2 separate regions of the Homo sapiens genome follow, and region 2 is linked to region 1. The links are chromatin loops, found by intact Hi-C in ENCODE. Cell type or tissue: IMR-90. All regions are shown on one strand.

What was found. Hi-C counts contacts between places; a loop is a spot of excess contacts. Peaks named below come from ENCODE experiments on the same cell type or tissue, not always from the same donor. Only the 100,000 strongest peaks of a DNase experiment are listed, where the experiment ranks them.
Region 2: it touches region 1 in a loop (4-fold over the local background); 1 of 110 quality-filtered maps calls a loop at or near these places.

What each region holds. Positions count from the first base shown.
Region 1 is chr6:45,071,903-45,079,902 of GRCh38, forward strand. The region is part of intron 3 of SUPT3H (SPT3 homolog, SAGA and STAGA complex component); the gene reads right to left. Among named protein-coding and RNA genes, the nearest start is that of MIR586, 120 kb to the right of the region's middle. RefSeq lists a silencer at 2,697-2,897. In IMR-90, no CTCF peak of the experiment used is centred here; DNase peaks (open chromatin) are centred at 3,579 and 4,519; H3K27ac peaks cover 163 bases.
Region 2 is chr6:45,144,820-45,152,819 of GRCh38, forward strand. The region is part of intron 2 of SUPT3H (SPT3 homolog, SAGA and STAGA complex component); the gene reads right to left. Among named protein-coding and RNA genes, the nearest start is that of MIR586, 49 kb to the right of the region's middle. In IMR-90, no CTCF peak of the experiment used is centred here; no DNase peak of the experiment used is centred here.

The sequences.
Region 1 (8,000 bases):
CCTTGAGAGCCAGCTCTTTGAGGAGGGGTAATCTCCTGGCATGCTAATAATCTCTCTACAGTGCCCTGTCATTGAGTTCCTATGAGGAAAAGTCTGGGTGAGTATGACAATATGCTTTAATATATATGACATTCCTACTACGTCCAGTCAAGTGATTTCCACAAATTTTCTTATTTAATGATTACAACAATGCTATGAAGTCAGAACTAATATTATCCCCACTTTACAATCAAAAGGCTCAGGCTTAGAAATGATATGGGACTTCCTCCAAAGTTAACTAGGCAGTCAGACTCCTAAAACAATGCTTTTAAAGAAATTAGGCAATATACACCAACTATTTCATCAAACCTCTAACACCACCAAGTGTAAGATCACCATTATTTTGGTGGGTTAAGAAAAAAAAGACACAATGAAAATTAAACTGATAAAATGTTTTCTTTTCAGTGCCACTCAAAATGTGGACCCTGACCAGTGCCAGACCATAAACTGTTATCAGTCTACAAGGTCAGAAAATAAGAGTGTTTAGAAACTTTTGTAACATTTTAATATTGCAGTGAAAATTTCAAATATATTTTATAAAAGTGGTGAAGGTAGAAAACAAAAAACTAGACCTTGGCTTCAGATAGTCTAAGAAGCATTGACTTAGAATTTTTATTTTATTCTCATTTTTAAAGTTCTTTTAGATTCAAGGCATAGATTATCATTATAGATCATACTTGGGCATTATTGTTTCACTTCAGCATAAAAAGGAGGAAAACAGCAGCAAAAAAAATTGGTTAAAGTATTCGTAAAATGTTTTCACATTCAGAGTCTGACTCTTCTGAATCTCTTTTTGATGCAGAGTAATTGGTACCCATCTTTCTTTGTGTTACCAAGGCTGCCCAATCTAGGATTAAAAGCTCCTGGGTTTTAATCTGAGGCACTGACACCTTCTTCAAACTTGGATACTGGCCCTCTCTCTATCTTACCAGAACTCAGGAAATAACAGCTGTGTCACCACAAATCCAAACATCAGAAAGTTAAAAAGTTTAAAAAAAAAGTACATCTTAGAAGCCACGAAACAATAGTATCATTTATTGTTCTGTCATTTCTAAGATTTCTTGATGTTTTCTGATGTTTATTTGCCTAAATATGAATTTGAAAGAAATGACTTTCTCCGTTAAAGTCTATTTCTCATCTCTTATCTATACTCACAGACAAGATTTTGGTTGATACTTTGACAGATAGTCTTCATTATCTACGCTGAAGATATGTAGGTATTCCATGAGCAGTGTCATTCAAACATATGTGTCTATATAACTCAAACAATATAATGAAACCTACCAACTGAAAGCATTCTAGAAGCTCAATTCTGTCTTCTATTTATATCAGCTTGAGAATTCATTAATCAAAGTGCCCTAGTATCTACATATACCTTGTTAATTAATTAGACTACCAAAAGTTTAGAGAATACAATCTACCCATGGATTTGTTATAAAAGCAATAAATGTTTATCATGGAAAGCTCAGAAAATACAAAAAAAAGCTTAATAAAGATAAAAATCACAAATAATTCAAAACTCAAATCCAAAAATGGATCTTCCAATTTATGTCAGTTTATGGCGAACTGATAAAATATATTTAATGTAAAAAACCACAAAGCCATCTCCTTTGATGGGATGCATCCCAAAATGAACACAGATGACTAGGAAATTTTATATAGAATAGTCACTAATTTATGCTACTATATCTAATACCTTGATTTATACTACTATACCAAATACCTTAACATGTTAGGGGCATCATGTTCTCAAACCACAGCTAAATAGTTTCAGAAAATACTTAAGATCTTTTGACTTGTTTTGTGAGGTACTGAAGTTCGTTTCTTTACTATCAGCTATGAAAAGGGCAAGAAAAAGGAGCTATATAAGGTGAGAATAGGAGGAGGGATACAGGATAGAAGTTAGATACAAATTCTACAGATCACTTCTTATTGACAGAATTAATTGATTCTTGAGTATTTCTATGGAAGAGAACAGAAAACTGCAATGAGTGCTGACATCAATTTGTTGAAATGTTATGAAAGACACAGCTTAGTGATTCACTAGTGGTTAAACCTGCAAGGGTTCAGAAAAGCACCTAAACAGAAAAGCAATTAAATTAAAGGAGGAAAGAGAATAAAAATGTTAACTCTATATGTAATTTTAGTCACACAGTCCTTTATTTATGTCCAAAAATGTTGCTGAAACACAGGTAACAAATGTTACTGAAACAGCTAAATGGAAAACAAAAAAGCTCCACTATCTATCTAACTCAATACCTAAAAAATAATTAAATATGGACCACAAAATTAAGCATAAAAACTATAACCATAAAGATAATAGGTACCATATAACTATAAAGATAATAGATACCATATAAACATTAAGAAACCTAACAGAAAGTCTTCTTGACCTTTGGGTATGCAAAGATTTCTTGGACAAAACATAGAAAGTATTAATAACCCAATAAAAAGGAACAAAAAGTTTGAATAGACACACCACAAAGTGAGATATATGAAAGGCAATAAGCCAAGTGAAAGGTGCTCAATATCATTCATCTTTAAGGAAACAGAAATGAAAATCACAATAAAATAATACTGCACACCCACTAGAATACATAAAATAAAAAAGACTAACAAAACCAAGGAAAGCTAGACACAAAAGGGCACACTCTATGTAATTGCACTTACATGACATCCAAGAACAGACACGCTAAACTATGGTAATAGAAACCACTGGAGGAAGTAAGAAAGTTGTGACTGGAAAGGAGAACTTTCTAAAGTACAGGAAATACTATTCCTTGCTTTTGGGGTGCTGGTTACATGGGAGTGCAGAACTGTCAAAACTCCCTGAGTTAAGCACTTACAATCTGCACTTTTTCTGTTAATCTTATGTATACAAATATGTGTATTTACAGATATTATACATACACACATAGATACAGTTTAAGAAAGGTGTTAATATAATTAAGTCTTGGTACAATAATTTAATAAACATACATATACTGAGTTTCTGCTATGTGCTTCGTGCTACAAATTATTTATTTTTGTGTTAAAAATGAATGTCTTAAATTTACTTAAGCGTTCTAACACAAATACTGTGACTGAAGTAGACCATTCTTTAAATCTCTCTCCTAAGGAATGATAGCTTGTCAATTCTCAGAGACTAACATGGTTCAGTGCCTTTTCGGCATACAATTAATATATTCCATATCTTTTAAAACAGGAATATGCCACTATTAGCAGAAATGAAAACTATAATTATAGTATTTTGAAAATTATTCGTTTGCCATCAGTTACTTTCCACTTATGTGCTTGTACATTTTTAAATACCTTCCTAAACAGTTAACCAAGGCCTGAGAAAAGCACCTTTACAACAGTGGCCCTAATACCAGATATGGTCATACTTGATGTTACACTATATTGAATCACCAGAAATGTCCTTGGCTTCTCTGACTACATGGTATTTGTGAGCAATACTTAGGTTTCTCCAGACTAGAACATTTCCAACACAACAGTATTAATCATCTACAAAACAACCACTGAATAACAAAATATTTCCTTCGGAGAGAAATGCTTACTGTCTTCTGCTTAAATTGTTCTGCCTGAGTCATTACATTATCTGGTAAATTTTCTCGTCATGAAATTCCATCTCATGATAGCAAATCCTCAATACTGTTGTTACAGATCTTTCACAAGTATGTGTTGTTAGAAATTCATGTGCTTTGTGATTTCAAAATTGCTATTTATATAACGACTGCAAGTTCCAGGCAGAAGAAACTATTATTATTTAACATACACGATATACCTGCAGAATGCAAAGCACTGCCCAGGATGAATTTTTAATTCTTCCAAGTTCCACAGTAGTTCTAAATTCAATTAAGGGAAAAAAAAAGAAGTCTTCTTCCTGATTTATAATTCTGAGCCATTTCTTTTCATAAATAATAATGATCTAAAATTACTATGCTTGTGTGTACCTAGGATTATAATAAATGCCATGTGTCAAAGGGGGTATTACTAGAATAATTTTCAGTATCTATATAATTAGTTCATATAATATATTTAATGGCCTGTTACATGTTTAGCTGGCAAGTTTCTACATTTATTAACCTCATAATTTTAAATTAGAAAATTATATTTTGACCTACCTACTGCTTTTATTTTGACTGCATCCCAAATATATTAATAGTGGCATATATGTTTAATAAATGAGCCATTATTTCTCCAAGGTGTATAACCATACACACAGTGATGTCAATTGCGTTAAATGTTCCTGCCAAACAGGGAAACATTTAAGTTGTGTTAACTATAAAATCAGGATTACAATAATTTTAATGAAAGATTTACTTTTTTAGAAAACTTCAGACATACAGTCATGTGAATGGTAATGTAATGCTGACTGTATAAAATATGAACTATGCAAAGGTTTTACAGCTGGTTTTGATCAGCTTCCTTTGTTTAACATTAAAAGTTAACTTCCAGAAGACACATACAAGCTCTACATCCTACAGGTAATGATTACCAGATGGAGATGTTCTTCCTGTTACGTGTCTGATTATCATAAAGAATATACTACAAGAAGAAAAAAAAAAAACTAGGGCAGAGACTCTGATGTATTCTCTGATACAAACAGGCTCTTCCAAACTTTAGTCAATGAAGTCAGACTCACACTCAAAAATGCTTTTGTACTTGTAAAATAGTGATACAAGGTTATATTCTGCATATATGGTCAAATGTTTTAAATAATTAAATTGACGCCTTTAATCATTAGCCCCCTTTGGCTGTCAAAATGATTAAGTTGCAGCCTACTGAGTAACACTAATGATTTCTTACAATCTGCTTGAAAGAAAATCCAACCTATTGTCAAGCCCTGGCAGTCTAGATGCCCAGTTTCCTAGCAGGGCCCCCTAGAAATGGCCTCCTTGCCTCAAATTATTCCATGCACAATACTGGGTTATCAGCTAAAAACACCAGCTGAAACTAGGCTCAAAACTTTAAATGGCTCTAAATTTCTACCGAATATGGTTTGGTAGTTTTTTAATCTCCCTTTGTTCCTTTTCATGCATGCTATGTTCCCCTCAAAATGTTCTATTCACTTTTCTTGACTTGTTCTCCTACCTGTACTTCCCACTGTCTCAACTCTCTTTCTAATCTCTATGTGGTCAGATACCACCACTTCCAATACCAGCATAAAAATGATTTCCCCCACGAAGCTTTCCCTCATTCTTTTAAGGAAGAAGTAATTTCTCCCTTTTTGAACCACTGTGACACTTTATAAAACATTACATCTTCATTAGTAGTATATTCATTCCTGAACAGACCATATACCATACAAACTATATCCTCTCTATTGAGATAGAAGGCCTTGTCCATAGTACCAACCATAGGATTTTGCTTATGATAGGTGTTTAAGAAATGTTCATAGGCTGGGCATGGTGGCTCATGCCTATAATCCCAGCACTTTGGCAGGTTGAAGTGGGAGGATCGCTTAAGTCCAGGAGTTTGAAACCAGCCTGGGCAACATAGTGAAACCCTGTCTCTACAAAAACTTTAAAAACTAGCCAGGTGTGGTGGCCTGTGCCTATAGTCCCAGCTATTCAGGAGGCTGTGGTGGGAGGATCACTTGAGCCCAGGAGATTGAAGCTGCAGTGAGCCATAATCGTGCCACTGCACTCCAGCCTAGGTGACAGAGTGAGACCTTGTTTCAAAAAAAAAAAAAAAAGAAAAGAAAAAAAAAAGTGTTCATGAAACAAATCAATAAAAATCTGTATTTCTGCAAGGCCAAGTGCATTTCTACTTATAGTGTCACATTATCAGTAGAAAAACTCAATAAACACAAAAGTAAAGAAAGATAGATCAAAATGACAAATAGCCCACACCTCAACTTTTTGTTTTGCCTAAAATTTCAAGAAGTTTTAAAAAGGTGTATTTTGGAGGAAAAAAGAAAAGCTTCAAAAACAATTTTGGAAAATAAAGAATGGTATTAGTGAGCCAAAACTGAGGAATTGCTAAAAACAGAAATTAAACAAAATCAGATGGATAGAAGGACTGGTTGGGGGGGTGGGGGAACACACAATCTAAAACATAAGAAAGACAGGACTGTCAGTACACCTGGCTAATTTCAGTATTTTCAGTAGAGACAGAGTTTCGCCATGTTGGCCAGACTGGTCTTGAACTCCTGACTTCAAGTGATCTGCCCGCCTTGGCCTCCCAAAGTGCTGGGATTACAGGTGTGAGCCACCATGTCCAGTCCTCCGGTCATTTTATACCTCCTTTCTTCCTTTCATGCTCTACTGTTTACTGCTTTGGTTTTGTTCTCTTTTTTGTTTGTATATCTGCTGTAATTAATTAAATGTTGGTCACATAAAAATACTCTCGACTTTTCCACTCTGCCACACAATTTATATTTCTGTGGCCTTAATTTACATTTTTATTTATTATGTGTTCCTTAGCCAACATTGCAGTTGTTGTTTTTGACCATTTTGACCTTAAACCTTCATATTAGTTGACTGAAAGATTTACACAGTATCGTTACAGCATTGGGGTGTTCTTAGTTTTATTATAAATTTAGCTCTATTGGTGAGTTTTATACTTTCACATGTTTTCATTACAATGATTCTCACCTTTTTATTTCCTGTTGTAGCATTCCTTTAAGAATTTCTTGTAAGTCTGGTCAAGTGGTGATAAATTCCCTCAGCTTTTGCTCCTCTGGGAAGGTCTCTTTTTCTCTTTCATTTCGAAAGGAGAGCTTTGTTGGATACAGTATACTTGGCTGACAGGTTTTTTTATTTGTTTGTTTGTTTGTTTTCCTTCCTTTCCTTTCCTTTCAGCACTTTGAATACAACACCTCATTCTCTTCTGGCCTACAAAGTTTATGTTGGTAAATATACGGATAGTCTAATGGAAATTCCCTTATATGTGACTCAGTGTTTTTCTTTTGCAGCTTTTAGAATTCTCTGTCTTTGACTTTTGACAGTTTAATTATAATGTGCTCCAGAGAATCTTTTTCACTTGAATCTAACATGGGACATTTGTGCTTTCTTGATCTCAATGTCCACATCTCTCCCCATACTTGGGAAGTTTTCAGCTATTATTTTGTTACATATATTGCTGGGCGCGGTGGCTCATGCCTATAATCCCAGCACTTTGGGAGGCCGAGGCTGGTGGATCACTAGGTAAGGAGATCGAGACCATCTGGCTAATATAGTGAAACCCCGTCTCTACAACAAAATACAAAAAATTAGCCAGGCGTGGCAGCACAGGCCTGTAGTCCCAGCTACTTGGGAGGCTGAGGCAGGAGAATCGCTTGAACCTGGGAGGCAGAGGTTGCAGTGAGCTGAGATCACACTACCGCACTCCAGCCTGGGCGCCAGAGTGAGACTCCACAAAAGGCCCAGAATAGCCAAACCACACTCAGCAAAAAGGAAGAAAAAGAAAGAAGAAAAAAGAAGAGGAGGAGGAGAAGTGGAAGAAGGAAGAAGTGGGGAGGAGAAGGAAGAAGAAGGGGGAAGAGGAGGAAGAAGAAGGGGGAAGAGGAGGAAGAAGAAGGGGAAAGGAGGAGGAAGGAGGAAGAAAAAAAGGAAGGAAGGAAAAAAACCTAGAAGAACCATGTTACCTCACTTCAAATAATATTACTGGGCTATAGTAACCAAAACTGTATGGTGTTGGCATCAAAACAGATACACAGAACAGTGGAACAGAAAAGAGAACCCAGAACAAATACATACATCTACAGTGAACTCACTTTCGAGAAAGATGCCAAGAACATACATTGGGCAAAGGACAGTCTCTTCAATAAACAGTTCTGGGAAAATTGGATATCCATATGCAGAAGAATGAAACTAGACCCACATCTCTTGCCATGTACAGAAGTCAAGTCAAAATGGATTAAAGACTTAAATCTAAGACCTCAAACTATGAAACTATTCATAGAACTCACTAGGAATACTCTATAGGGCATTGGACTGGACAAAGATTTCTTG
Region 2 (8,000 bases), 73 kb after region 1:
TAGTTTCAGGATACAAAACGAATGTACACAAAGCAGTAGCACTGCTATACACTAACAACGACGAAGCTGAGAATCAAATCAAGAACTCAAATACTTTGACAACAGCTGCAAAATAAATAAAATACTTAGGAATATACCTAACCAAGGAGGTGAAAGATCTCTAGAAGGAAAACTACAAAACACTGCTGAAATAAATCACCAATGACACAAATAGAAACACATCCCATGCTCATGGATGGGGAGAATTCATATTGTGAACATGAGCATACTGCCAAAAGCAATCTACAAATTCAATGCAATTCTCATCAAAATACCAACATCATTTTTCACAGATCTAGAAAAAACAATCCTAAAATTCATAGGGGACCAATAAAGATCCTACATAGCCAAAAAAAGACTAAGCAAAAAGAACAAATCTAGAGGCATCATATTACCTGACTTCAAATTATACTACAAAGCTATAGTTACCGAAACAACATGGTACTGCTATAAAAATAGGCACATAGAGCAATAGAACAGAACAGAGAACTCAGAAATAAAGCCAAATATTTAGAGCCAACTGATCTTCGACAATACAAACAAAAACATAAAGTGAGGAAAGGACACCCTATTCAACAAATGGTGCTGGGATAACTGGCAAGCTACATGTAGAAGACTGAAGCTGGATCTTCATCTTTCACCTTATACAAAAATCAACTCAAGATGGATCAAAGACTTAAATCTAAGACCTGAAAACATAAGGATTCCAGAAAATAACATTAGACAAAGTCTTCTAGACATTGGCTTAGGGAAAGAGTTAATGACCAAAAACCCAAAAGCAAATGCAACAAAAATAAAGATAAATAGATGGGACTTAATTAAACCAAAAAGTTTCTGTACAGCAAAAGAAATAATCAGCAGAGTAAACAACCCACAGAGTAGAAGAAAATAGTCACAAACTATGTATCCAACAAAGGACTAATATCGAGAATCTACAATGAACTCACAAAAATCAGCAACAAAAAAAGCAAACAATCCCATCAAAAAGTGGGCAAAAGACATGAATAGACAATTCCCAAACGAAGATGTACAAATGGCCAACGAACATATGAAAAAATGCTCAACATCACTAATGATCAGGGAAATGCAAATCAAAACCATAATGAGATACCACCTTACTCCTGTAAGAATGGCCATAATTTAAAAAATCAAAAAATAATAGATGTTGGAGTGGATGTGGTATAAAGGGAACACTTTTACACTGCTGGTGGGAACATAAACTAGTACAACCACTATGGAAAACAGTGTGGAGATTCCTTAAAGAACTACAAGTAGCACCATCATTTGATCCAGCATCCCACTCCTGGGTATCTACCCAGAGGAAAATAAGTAATTAAATGAAAAAGATGCTTGCACACGCATGTTTATAGCAGCACGATTCGCAACTGCAAAAATATGGAACCGGCCTAAATGCCCATCAATCAATGAGTGGATAAAGAAAATATATGTATATACTAAATGGAATATATAAATGGAAACCCAAATATCATATGTTCTCACTTATAAGTGGGAGCTATACTATGAGGACACAAAGGCACAAGAATGATATAATGGACTTTGGGGACTCAGGAAGAAGGGATGGAGGCGGGTAAGGGATAAAAGAGTATACACTGGGTACAGCATATGCTGCATGGGTGACGGTGCACCAGAATCTCAGAAATCACCACTAAAGAACTTATCCATGTAACCAAAAACCACCTGTTCCCCACAAACTATTGAAATAAAAATAAAATAGATATTTTGTTTCTTACTCATCTTTAATAGCTAAACATATTAAGTGCATAATACATGTAGCAACAATATAAATACAATCAATGCCTAATAATCACTACAAAAGGTGGTTGGCCTTATAAAGCATCAAAATTGGGTGAAGTAGATTAGCCTTGATTTCCTTTCATCACTAACTCACACCTGAATCTGGTAAGTGGTAAGATTTTCTTTATTCAATTGAGAAGAAGCAGCACATCATAAGTAAGTAGGAGAGAATGGTATAAGCAAAGATGCTCCAGAGCAATGGTAGGAAAAAAGTCCTTGAAACTTAACAGCAAGTTATAGGAAAAAAGTCCTTGCAACTTAATAGCAGGGCATTAGTTCATAATAATTGAGAACAACAAGAATAGGTAACATCTATTATTTACCATATGCCACCTAAAATTCTAGACACTTTACCAGTAACAGTTTATTTACTCATTATAATAAGTTGATGAAACAAATACTATTATTATTCTCATTTACCAGGTAAAGAAACTGAGGCACTGAGAGGTTTAGTAAATTGCCGAATTTCATCAAATGAATAAGTAGGTGAGCGAGAAATCTAACCAAGGAGTCTTCAGTCTAGCTTCACAGACTGTTCTCCTGACTACTACATTATATTGTCGAGATATTTAAAATACGTTGTCCTCGTTTTAGAAAAAAAGAAAAAGAAATATGAAATTAAACACTGAATGATAAAAGCTGAACTAATTCATTAACTTGAACCTAGGTGTTCAATTTTTAAACATTTTGACCTACCTTTTCTTCATTGTTCCTTCCTTCCTTCATTCATTTCCCTAATACTAACTGGACAACTAGTATATGCTAGACCCAAGAGACAATAATACAAAATCTCTGAACACAAAGAACTTAGACTTCAGCGAGGCCATAAATGTGAAAAATATTATTATACAGTGTAATTGTTGTTGTAGGAGAGATATATATAAAGGAAGGGTATAAGGGACCTGACCAGACAAATATGATCCAGACATTTCCAACAGCACAGACAAGAATTAGATCATCTAGGATGGCTTCAGTGCCTGGTGTCATAGGAAGAGGTGGCTGGGAGGTGAGGAGAAAATTCTAGCAAGGAAACAGCCTGATCCCTGTCACTTTGGCAGTGGTATGGAGGATGAATGAACTGGGGGAAGATAAAGGCAAATCTTAGTGCTAGAAACAGGAAAGGGGCAGAGGACAGAGGAATTTGATTATATTATGGTAATAATGAAGATGAAAGATTAAGACAATGAATGTAAGAGAAAGAAGAAAGATGATGAAATAAGTAATGTCAGTTAGCTAGCAGTTAAATAACTGTACTATTTTAATAAATAAATTGATGATTACAGAAAAAATTAAGCAATAAGAACATGCTAACTTTCTATCATGTATTTTTATCACGTACCCACAGGTAAAGCAAAGCATCACTGCTGGTAGCAACTAACTGAATTATAGACATAGATTTAAATTATCTACAATACACTAAATCTATATATGTAACATCTATGTCTAACTGAAGAAATAAAAATCACAAAAACATACATTTTTAATTTCTCCAGATGGGATGATTTCTAAATAGGAGTTATAGAAAATTCCTTCCTTTTTAACAAACATATACCATATTCTATTTTAAACTTGTATGTATACATTCATTTAGTCCTCCTCAAACTCCTATGAGGTCAATACTACTATCCCTATGTTACACAAGAGAAAATCAAGGCTCTGAGAGTTAAGTAATGTGCAAAGCTAACTAGATGGTACAATCAGTTCTGCTATAATACTTATTCTGAAATGCAAATGTGTCCCAATCCAACTGATACATTAGGGAACAATTTGAGCATAACTCAGATTTCATTTTGCTTATGAGTGACTTCATCCATAAGAAACATGAGGTGACTACAGAAAACTGAACCAAGTCATACAGGAGGACACCAAAAGCACACGCTCAGACATTAACCAGCTATCTCAGTTCACCATGTGAGTTGTGACTGATACCTATTCAGATCTAGTACTACAACTTTTCTTCTGACTTCAGATAATCCTCTTTCCATCACTTCACAACTCACAAGCTACAACCTCTTCTGCTTCCACGAGGGAATTCAGGTCTTTTTCAATATAAAGTGCCAAATATATTGCAGTATTTATTTATTAACCATTTAACACTTATGATATTTTTTAAATGTGTTACTGAGTTTTTGAGTATTGTGCCATAACCCCATTTTCCCGTAAGTCCTGTGGTTTTCATTGTGTAATTCTGAAATGCATGCTGACTTGTAGGAGCAAATATGTTGCATTTTAGCAGGACTGACTCTAAGTAGTGGAGTTATATTCAAGTTTGCTGATTTCAGTGCCCAGGCTTGTAAGTTACAGTGTTTTCCCATCTTTATTTATGTATCATCCCAAACTTTTAGTACACAATATGTTTTTGGACATCTTAAATTTCCAATTCTCTTTTGTGTGAACTGTTGGGATTACTAAACATATTAATATACAGTAGTTGTAACTTGAAAAATATTATAACACATACCTGTGACAAATATGCATTGGTATGAACAAACATTGCCTATACATAAGAATAACCCCATCATAAGTTACAAATTATAAATACTGTCCAAAGTGGAAATGAACTGTCACTGTCAATTTTCACTCCAATTATTTCTCATAAATGCCAACTTGTAGCTATCTATGACCTACTACAGTTGAAAGGAAAATCATAACCAAAAAAATGACAGAATAAGGTTTAATAATTTAGGTTAAAAACTCTGCATAACACTTTTAAATTCAGGTTCCACTATGTACAGTCTACAGTAGCAAGTTAATAATGGAAATGGAATCCCCTACTGGAACTACTCAAGACTTTACAACTTTTCCATTAGTTGATTTACTTTACGAAATATCATCACTGCCAAATCATTGGAGAGAAAATAAATTTGTCAGTTGCAAAAACCATTTAAAAATTATCTCTCCAATGCTTAAGTAGAAGAAAAGCTGAAATCACATAAAATCCATATTTAGGTAGACACACTTGAACTCACATCAATGTCTTTAAATGTAGTATAAACCAGGAATCAAAGTAAGAATATACTAAGGTAGATGTTATCTGGTCAGTGCTAAGCAAAGTCTAAAAAATGTTAACAATCTGGACAAAAAAACTTTAAAAAAAATTCCAAATATCTCTATGTTTAGTATTAAATAGCTAAAATATTAGCATATCTAAGTAAAATTTCCCATCCTTATTCAGCGATACTGAGTGATGGCTTCAGCATCACTTCTTGGCCTTTTGGCTAAGATCAAGTGAGTGACAGCTTCAGCACAGTGGTTCTAACACTGGCTGAATGTTAAAATCACCTGAACAATTTTTTTAAAAAAGGTCCAGGCTACATATCAGGTAAATTGAATCTGAATATTTGAAATTGGGGCCCCAGCATCAATGTTTTTTTTAAGAGCTCCTCAGAATGGTTACAAATATGTACAACTAAGGTTGAGAACTGTTATTCTAAAATAATCATGATTTCTTTAATGAAGCTTATTTTTTTTACTCATGATTCCAGGAGCTACTCATAAATCAAAAGAACCAATTAGGATATAAGAAAATTATACATTTTAAATTCTAAAAGTTCAAAGTTTTATTTGTTCCTTTTTTTACTAAAAATAGTAGCATTCAGATATAGCTTAACATATGGGTCCCTAAAAATATTACTTGGGAAATTTTTGTCAAGTCTTAACTGACATCAGTCAAACATACATGGAAATGTCTGATGAAAAAATGACCATTGTTGGAAATTTCTGTTCTTCTAGAGCTATCATACGAAATACACAAATATATAAATACTTAAAGAGTCTACTAAAACACAGCTGAGTAGAGAGACAACACAAAATGAGATATTTTTCTCTAAACATTCAATATTGAATATAAACTAAATTCAGAATCAATATTGAATATAAAGTAAACTCAGCATGGGACACCATGCCTTATAGTTTTCTTCTATCTCAGTGGCAGCATTTTCTCCATTTCTTTGGTTGGTTCTCTTTCTGTTCTTGAAACATTACCTTGTGCCTGAAGGCTCGATTCTCAGACCAACTTCTACTTCTACTTATAATCTTTATTCTGCGTTTTTTTTTTTTTTTTTTTTAAGATGGAGTCTCACTCTGTCGCCCAGGCTGGAGTGCAGTGGCACAATCTCGGCTCACTGCAACCTCCGCCTGCCATGTTCAAGCAATTTTCCTGCCTCAGCTTCCCAAGTAGCTGGGACTACAGGCGTGCGCCACCATGCCCGGCTAGTTTTTTGTATTTTTAGTAGAGACAGGTTTCACCACCCTGGGCAGGCTGGTCTCGAACTCCTGACCTCGTGATCCACCTGCCTCGGCCTCCCAAAGTGCTGGGATTACAGGCGTGAGCCACCGCACCCAGCCATCTTTATACTGCTTTCAAAGCATTCAATGAGAGAAATAACCAGAAAACAAAAAAGTTAACTTCTTGAAATCCAAAGAAAAAGATGTTTCATACATATTTCTCCAACTATAGCCTTTATGGCTATTTACAGGACAAAATTTTTGAAAAATTTTGAAAAGAGAAAAGTGGGTATGCAGATAGTAAACTAAATGAGTTCAAACTAAACTCTTAATAAATTTTAGTACTTATAAAAAGCTTTATTTTTTCATCTAGTATTTTTAATTCAGTGTTGGGAAAAAACTATTCTAATTGGCTAATTTCTACAAACACTATTCTAAATCTATTTTCAAATATCCTCTGTTAAGCAAGTTTCAAAAAGATTGAAAGCCCATATACCACCATATATAGCACTCATATTGACAAAAGTATTTCAGATTATCTGTAATTAAGATTGCTCATATCAAACTGATATTCTTAGAAATATGTAGCCATTTAAGACTATCACACAAAGACTAGATTATAATGGAGTGAAGCTGGGCAAAGAAATGCTTAAATCAGGCCCTTAGAAACAGAAAGTTAACTGTACTCACTTTAAAACAAGTTAAAAGTGTTTAACCTTCCTCCAACACTGGGCATTAAATCTTACAGGTAATTAATTATGACGTAAAAATGTAATTCTAATTCATAATTGTAACTGTTTTCTAAATCAAAGTATTTTTAAAATTAACATCAATTTATATCAAGTTTCTCTTTTCTAGGCAAGTATTGTCTACCAATAGGCTAGCTAAGTTAGCCCAGTGATAAAGGCCCTTAGCATTAAAACAGTTCAGTCTTTCCTTTCTGAAATCCTTCTTCATTTGGTTGCTGGGACACCATGCTCTACTGGTTTTCTTCTATCTCAACAGCAGCATCTTCTCAGTTTCTTTGGTTGGTTCTCTTTCTGTTCTTGTAACATTAACTTGTTCCTGAGGGCTCAATTCTCAGATCAACTTCTCTTCTATATCTACATATACTTTCTAGGTGACCTCATCTAGTCCCAAATCTTTAAATACCATCTATAAGCCGATTCCCAAACTTCTATGCTAACTTTTCCCCAGAATTCTGGACTCTCTGATCCCACTGCTAACTTGGTATCATAAACAGAACACACCCAAAATTAAGAAGAAAATCTTAATTTTCTTCTCCAAAAGTAGTTCCTCACTATCTCATTGGCACCACCATTCCCAATTCTTAAGCCCAAAGGCCTTAAAATCATCTCCAACATTTTGCTTTTTCTTGTGCACCACATCAGATCTATTAGCAAATCTTGCGAGCTACCTTTAGAATATTTATTTCCACAATGCAATCAATTTTCACATCTCCAACTGCTAATGCCTTAAGCGAAGCTGCTATCATCTCTAGCCTGGGCAGTTCTAGTAGACGTCTATCTGGTTGTCTGCTTTCACCTCTGTCCCACCTGATGTGTTTCCTCCACAAAGCAGCTAGAGGAATCCTTTTATTTTTATTTTTGAGACACAGTCTCATTCTCTTGCCCAGGCTAGAGTGCAGTAGTCCTATCTCAGCTCACTGCAACCTGTGCCTCCCGGGTTCAAGTGATTCTCGTGCCTCAGCCTCCCGAGTAACTAGACTACAGGTGTGCAACACCACGCCCGGCTAATTTTTGTTATTTTTCGGAGAGACGGGTTTTCACCATGTTGGCCAGGCTGGTCTCAAACTCCTGACCTCAAGTGATCCACTCGTCTCAGCCTCCCAAAGTGCTGGGATTACAGGCATGAGCCACCACACCCAGCTCCTAGAGTAATCCTTTTAAATTTAATCA